Linked DNA regions of Homo sapiens: region 2 is linked to region 1. Evidence: chromatin contacts called from ENCODE Hi-C or POLR2A ChIA-PET data. All regions are on one chromosome and are shown on one strand. Each heading gives the region's core, a stretch centred on a gene start or an enhancer-like site at or near the end of the contact. The rest is flanking DNA. Distances are from core to core; before and after follow the strand shown. Region 1 holds the start of PPA1 (inorganic pyrophosphatase 1). Region 2 holds the start of HK1 (hexokinase 1).

Region 1 (3,472 bases), core at 121-2,620:
AAAATTAAATAAAATGGAGAGTGGGGGGTAGTTCTCACCCTTCCTGGATTTTACCTGATAGTTAACCTTTGGCTAGATGTGTAAGCTTTACAGTTCGCTTTCCTTTTCCTCCCGCACCAGGCTACTTTTTGTTCCTTCAATGCCTATTCATTCGTCTCCTCTACTCCCCGCTTCCCCTTCCTTCATACACCAACTCAGAGTTCGAGGCACCTGCCCATTTCCTTCCAAATAAAACTGTAAAGAGGTTACAATAGAAGCGCCTGTGGTGACACATTTACGAACGCCTCCGTTATCGCCCATAATCTACTCCTAGTAGCTGGGGGTGGGGGGAGTAAGAGGATAAAGAAAAACCCCAAGTAGCTTTCCTCCACCTACAAGGCCAAAAAAACGTGGTGCCCTAAGGAGCGTGGAGGGCGCCAGCATGCAGCCTCCCGGTTTCCCCGTGCAGCCCTAGGTGCAGGACCCGGGGTAGGTACCCCCTAGACGCCGAATCCTGCAAAGGTAAAAACTTGGCACTTTCTCAGTCTTGTTTCCAGACTGACGTCATCTGTTTGATTTGAGGGAAACAGCTTTCTGTTTCATAAGGAGCATTCCCAGCATCGGCGCTGAGGGAAAACAGGCGGCGCAGAGGCAGGAGCACGACCGGGCCGCGGAGGACCGGTCCAGCGCCTTCACAGACGGCTCCCGATCCGGGCCTCAGTTTTCCCGTCTGTAAAACGAGGGGGTGGACTTGGCTCCGCTCAGCGCCGATAATCTGAGCTACGGCGGCGGAATTAAGGTCTTTAGGAAGTCACTGCCCCCCCCGGCCCGGAGTCGCCTTTTCTCCAAACTGAGCAATCCTCTTACGGGAATTATGTTACTTCCAAGCACCTTTCTAGGGTGGGTCGGTGATTTCCTTTTCCCAACAGACCCTGTCAGAGCCAGACACCTGCAAAACTAGCTGGGCCCAGGTTCGGGTACCCCGAGGCGTGACAAAGGGACCATCTCCGTTCAGCGGGGAGGGATGGCCGGAGGCGACCCTCGCCGCCCCGACCGGCGGCGGCAAGTATGCAATGTGAGGCCGGCCAGGCCCCACAACGCGCCCGAGGAGACGGGCCCGCGTCGGAGACCTGGGGCCGAGCGCGGGCCGCACCCTCCCGGGGAGGCAAGGCCCGGGAATGAATGGGCGGACGGGCGCGGAGGGGCCACGGGCCGCAGACACTCACTGAGGAAGACTCGGTACTCCAGGGAGAAGGGCGCGGCGCGCTCCTCGGTGCTGAAGCCGCTCATAGTGCCGGAGTCCTGCCGCCGCCGCTGCCACAGAGCCACCAGCCCGCACGCGGCGCCGACTGACAAGGAGAGAGCCCCACGCCTGCGCACTGCGAGCACTGGACCGGCGGGCGGGGCGGGGAGCGCCTTTAACGCGGCTCTGCTAGTGTTCCCACCCCCGCCGGGCCAACCCCGTGCGCAGGCGCACTCCGCCAGGCCCGGGTGTCCGCACTCCCCAGCCCCGCCCCTCGGGCCCAGCCTCCGCGATGGCAGCTAGGGCTCAGAGGCTGGGCCACGTGGCTGCCGCCGGCGCTGGTTCTGTTCCTTCGGCTTTGGGCTCTGACCCGGGAGGGCAAATGCGCAGGCTCTAAGCTTGGACTAGCTAGGAGTTGACCGCCGACCACGCACACAGGGAACTCACCTTTGATTCTCACACACTCCTCCCCGCAGTCCTATTCCTTATCTCAAAAGGCGTTGATAAGTCACCTGCTTCCCCAGACAGGCTCTGCTTGCGGTCTTAAAGGTGAGCATTTTTCTGATCCGTCGTAACAAAGTTGAGCCATATTACTGACACCCCTAGTGGCTACTAGTAAGGTACTCGCTTCTCCACTTTCTATAATCTCTCTCACTCCGTTGCTTATCTGGGAAGTGAAGATAATAATATAACTATTTCATGAGTTACTGGGATGATTACCCGAGTTAATACACGTCAAATGCCTGAAGCAGAGCCTGTATCTTTGTAAACAATCTGGAAGTTGTTACTGTCACCCTCCCCAGTGGGGGAGGATTTACGCCCCCGCGCCCCCCGCCCCCTCCATCCCCCCTGCCACCCTACTTAACCCACCTGGGTCTCCAGGGGCTTCAGATGGAAGCACTGGGAAGGTCCAGGCGTGAGCTAGAGTCCCGTGAAGGAGTGTTCTCAGGGACAGGCTCTTCTGATCTTGATTTCCTGTTTATATTCCATCATATCAGGCCAGACCCCAAAAACTAAAGTCTGATTGAGGCAGTGGGAAAATATTTGCATCACTTACCTCCCCAGGAATACATGTAAAAGAAAAAAAGTATATCCACAATCCTAAATATAAATTAGCAAATTATTATTCACATTTCAAAGAATGCCTGGTTTTATTTATTTATTTATTTTAATTTCATGGCCAGGATTTCTTTAAATAACTTTTTCTAGAACATTAAAGATAATGTGCCTTAATGACATTTTGAATTAAACCCTTTTTTCCAAACAATGTCTATTGTAAAAAATGAATATTAAATGAAAACCTAGTAAGATCTCCAGTTAGTTATGGTGTCGCTCCCTTTGTCTCCATCCAACTCCCAAACCTCACTGACACCCATTAATTTTCAGAAGGCTGTGATTCACTGATTTTTTGAACATTTCACCACACTGTTTTACTGCTGTTAAAACAGAAGGGCAGGAAAAAAAATTAGCGAAGCAATAGTTTAGTCAATAATTAGGGTCAAGGCCAGGCGCGGTGACTTACGCCTTCAATCCCAGCACTTTGGGAGGCCGAGGTGGGCGGATTACCCGACGTCAGGAGTTGGAAACCAGCCTGGCCAACACAGTGAAACCCTGTCCCTAGTAAAAATACAAAAATTAGCTGGGCGTGGTTGCACGCGCCTGTAATCCCAGCTACTCGGGAGACTGAGGCAGGAGAACACTTGATCCCGAGAGGCGGAGGTTGCGGTGAGTTGAGATCACGCCAGTGCATTCCAGCCTGGGTGACAGAGCGAGACTCTGTTTCAGAAAAAAAAGTAGGATCAAGTTCAAAGAATATTTTAAGGGGATGCTCTTTTGATTGAACTGCTCTATCACTTTTCTGCCTTTGAGCAGATGGAACCAATTTTCTTGGAAAAACCCAGACTCTCATCTGTGACTGACTTAAGAAGACAGCAGTGATGCAATAATAATGTTCTACATACACTTTCCCTTTGCCTCCTGCCAGCTCAGAGCAAGATAATAAAGTCTCACTGACCTCCAGACTTGCACACTGGCTCTTGTTTCATCGAATGTATTCAGAGAGCCAGTCATTATCAGGTCTGGTAAAACACCCAGCCCTGGTGAATTGTAACTTTCCTTTGCAGGCAAGTGTAGTGAGCCCATAGGCCCAAAAGGACCTTGGTCTACCATGTCTCCCTAGGGCCTAGCACAGTACACAGCCTAGAGTAGATGTTTAGTGAATCTTTGCTGGACGGATAGGTAGAGGAATTA
Region 2 (3,627 bases), core at 455-2,954, 910 kb before region 1:
GAATGAAAGTGAGAGTCCCTGAAGCTTTAACCGCATTAACTTTTCAGTCAGTTCTATGATACCTGCCATTCCTTAAGTGTGTATTATGTGCACGTATTTTGCGTACAGTATTACACAACAATCAAGGGGAGGTGAGGTGGGCATTAGTGTCTTCATCTTATGGATGAAGACACAGTCTCAGAGGTGATTCAAGATGCCCCTCTGCATAGGCCCTAAGGCAGGGGGTGGGGACTGTGACCTGGACAGGAAGCTGGGGCCTCAGGACTGCATCTAAGCTCCTCCTTTTCTGTGGGTGATGGTGGCTGTCAGGCCCCTGAACCTACGTCATCCCTCCCTCTGATTTGACTGTACCTTTGCTAGGCCTGGTCAAGGGCTAGGGACTCCTAAAGTCAAGAGCTAGGGTAGAGGTTGGGGGTTGGATCTCAGGGCACCATATGGTGCAGACTTGGTTGCAGGAAAGTGACCTATTTAGGCAGAGGGGCTCTATACAACTGGGACCACAGCAAACCCTAGAGGTGAGCACCTGCTTCAAAGACTCACAGATCCAAGCTGTGATCCTAGATCTACAACTTCCTGGCTGTATAAAGTCCAGCAAGACTGAGGCCTCACTGAGCTTCAATTTCCTTACCTGTCTAACCAGAATAGCAACAACTTGTTTGTATATTTGAGCTCATTACATGTCATTTTGTAAGGCACTAAAGCTCCTGGAGGCTTCCGGAACACAGAAATAATTAATCTAAGAATCCTAAAGTGGCTGTCCTGGTAGCACCTCTAGGGAGTCCTCCCATCCTACGTAACTTCCTCTGGGAAAGTAGAAAACACGGCACCTGGGAAGGGGCGCTGAACCGTGCCCCAAGTCCCAGTGGGCCTGGATGCCCAAGAGCAAGAGGAGGCCCAGAGGATGGGGACAGGCCACGACCTGTGGCCCAAGTCCCGCCCAGAGGGAGTGCGCCCTGAGGGAGAGCCACCGGAGCTGGTGACTCGGGGGCGGGTGCTCTGGGGTGTCGCTTTGGGTTCAGCAATACAAATCTGCCAGCTGGAGATTAGGCGGGGCACGCCGGGGAGAGGTGATGCACTGCCGCTGAAGACCCAGGTAGGCCGGTGCGTTCGGCCTGGGTGAGGAAGGCGCGGGACCCGGGTGCGAGGACTGCGTAGCGTCCCCGGCTCCCGCTTCCGCCCGCTTTCCACGCCCACTTCTGCAAGTCCCCTCCGGCACCTCGGCGTCCACCGGACTCCTAGGGGCGAGCCCTCATTTCCGAGGAATGGGACCGCCTTCGTGCCCCCGGGGCTGCCAGTCCCTAGACTAGCCCTAGGGGCTTCTCGTCCCGGCGGAGCCGGGCGGTGCCTCCTGCCTGCGCCTCGCACCTCCCCGCCTGGCACGGCCCACCCGGGCACGGCGCCGCCACGCGTGAAGGCCCGCATCGGCTCCCTACGTGGGGGACGTGCAGGATGATGCGGGGTCGGGGGGGATTTCGCTGCGTCGCCCGCCCCCTTTCCGGCGCAGGAGGGAGCGGCCGCCGCGTCCCCGCTCCCCGGCCGGGACGCCACCGCCGGGCGTTGCAGAGGCGCGCCGCAACCAATGGGCGTGGAGGAGGTGGGTCGGCTGGCGGCTGTCACCCTCCAGGGGACGGGAGCGCGGAGACCGGGAGCGCGCGAGCTGTCGCCGCGCCCCGGGCCGAGGGGGAGGAGCCGGGGGAGGAGGAGGAGGAGGAGCCGCCGAGCAGCCGCCGGAGGACCACGGCTCGCCAGGGCTGCGGAGGACCGACCGTCCCCACGCCTGCCGCCCCGCGACCCCGACCGCCAGCATGATCGCCGCGCAGCTCCTGGCCTATTACTTCACGGAGCTGAAGGATGACCAGGTCAAAAAGGTGAGCCCCCGCCCGCGCCGCCGCTGGTCCTGGCCGCAGCCTTGCGTTCCGGCATCCGCTCGCCGCCTCCGCTGCCTCCATCCTCCGGCGCCCGGCCTTCTCCGGGCCAGCATCGAGTTGGACTGCAGGGCGCAAGGAAAGCCTTCGCCTTCGATTCTACCGGCATTGTCAGTGTCTCTGTGTGTGTGCGTTTTTGGGAGGGGGGCAATCGGGCGGAAGACCCCCGAGACCGGGCTGCCTGCTGCAGTGTCCTTGAAACGGGCCCTGGATGTCAGATAGGCCCCCGGGCTGTGCGGGGAGGTGGCCGGTGGGCCCTTCCGCAGGGCCTGTTCGGGAGGGTCCGAGCGCCGTGGGAGGAGGTGTGATCATGGAGATGCTGGGGAGGTGATCGAGCAGCAGGCGGGGGTGCTGGCTGGAGGCCAGGCCTCCCATATTTGGGGTTCCTGGCGGAGGGTGTCGGGTGCCCCGGAGAAGCTGTCGCCGGGCTCTCCCAGTTGTTTGAGCTGCTCGTTAATCTGAGGACGAGGTGACCCGCCCGGCTTCCCGGAACGGGGAGGGGCGGCGAGGCCACCGGAAACTTTGCTCATAGGCCTCGTGTCTGGAGCGGCACGTCTGAATGGAATTTTTTATTCCTCTTAAGCTGTAATTTCTAGCCAGCACAGGAGCTCAAATAAGCGACTGGTCATTTGAGTTGGGTGGACGCCTGTGGCATGCTTGTTCTAGCACTTGGACGCATGCATCCTCCTGTCCTGAGGTGTTGTTGCCTTTGACATCTTAGTGTAAAATACTGTCCGCTGGCAGGTCTTAAAGGTGTATTTGTCTCTTCTGCCAGCTGTGCTACCATATTTTAAAGAAACAGCCTAAGCTGTAGGGAAAGACGCCCGTTTTATCAGTGCCAGGTCTGGTACAGGCTCCAGGCCCACCCACCCTGAACGTGGTGACGTTATTGCTGGGGTTAGCTGGGATGGACTGGCAAAGTCATCTTGACTTTGGCGTTCAGACAGGTGGAGTTCTACAGGTGAAAGGCAGGAGTGACAGGCCTTGATTTTCTGCCCGGCAAGCCATAGGGTGTTCCATCCTCTTCCTGTGCATCTAAGATGACTCCCTCATCTGGCACCATAGGAAACAGGCCTACTGAGGGCAGCGACCTTATCAAGGTCACCCAGTGAGTTAGAGGCAGAGCCAGTCAGGGGGATCCAGGTCTCCCAGTGCCTCCACCCAGGAACTTCACCAGGGTCCTCCTGGAGGTCAGCTTCCAGGAGGGAGTGGGTACTGAGAGACAAAGCCGCTGGGGACCCTGCCGTGATCTTGGATCCCATGGTGGGTGGGGACCGGGAGTGAGGTAGGTAGGAGATAGGCTTGGGAATGCCATCTGCCATTGCTCTTTATGGCTTTAAGCACTCTGGGGTTGTCAAACCGTGGCACTCGAAACACTTGCTCCTATGGAGCACCCTGGAGCTTCCCTCTGGCCACTGACCTGGGAGCTGTGCGTGCGGGTGTGTGCATTTCATGAGTTTTCTCTAGTGGTGTTGTGCATCACTGATGTTCTTCCCATTGGACCAGGGAGACAGTTCTCCCGGCATGGCAAGAAGTGCCCAGAACAGGCCTCCTGAAGCCAAGAGTTCACTGTCCTCCTGCACGTGGTGTCCTTTATAGCTCAAGACAGTGGGCTGCTGGGCTGGGGGGTGCCTGGGTGACCTTGTAAACCTCCAGTGTCCACACCCACCACCACCCACAACAGACTGCTGGCTGTTGGCTG

Evidence for each region. Hi-C counts contacts between places; a loop is a spot of excess contacts on that map. ChIA-PET counts read pairs that join two places held with the same protein, here RNA polymerase II (POLR2A). Pooled maps may share reads with other maps.
Region 2: a loop to region 1 is called in a pooled map, with 11 times the contacts of the local background. The contact joins the promoter of HK1 here to the promoter of PPA1 in region 1. A Hi-C loop is called at or near these places in 1 of 37 single-sample maps with no recorded cell type and 6 of 50 pooled maps. POLR2A ChIA-PET finds 5 or more read pairs at or near these places in 2 of 52 experiments (GM12878 and activated CD4-positive, alpha-beta T cell).

What each region holds. Positions count from the first base shown.
Region 1 is chr10:70,232,059-70,235,530 of GRCh38, forward strand. It overlaps PPA1 (inorganic pyrophosphatase 1), which reads right to left and starts at 1,371. Exons shown (of 11, transcript NM_021129.4): 1 at 1,206-1,371. The coding sequence starts at 1,269. RefSeq lists a silencer at 1,013-1,582.
Region 2 is chr10:69,317,143-69,320,769 of GRCh38, forward strand. HK1 (hexokinase 1) reads left to right here and starts at 1,705. Exons shown (of 18, transcript NM_000188.3): 1 at 1,705-1,868. The coding sequence starts at 1,806. RefSeq lists enhancers at 719-948, 2,239-2,288 and a silencer at 1,259-1,938.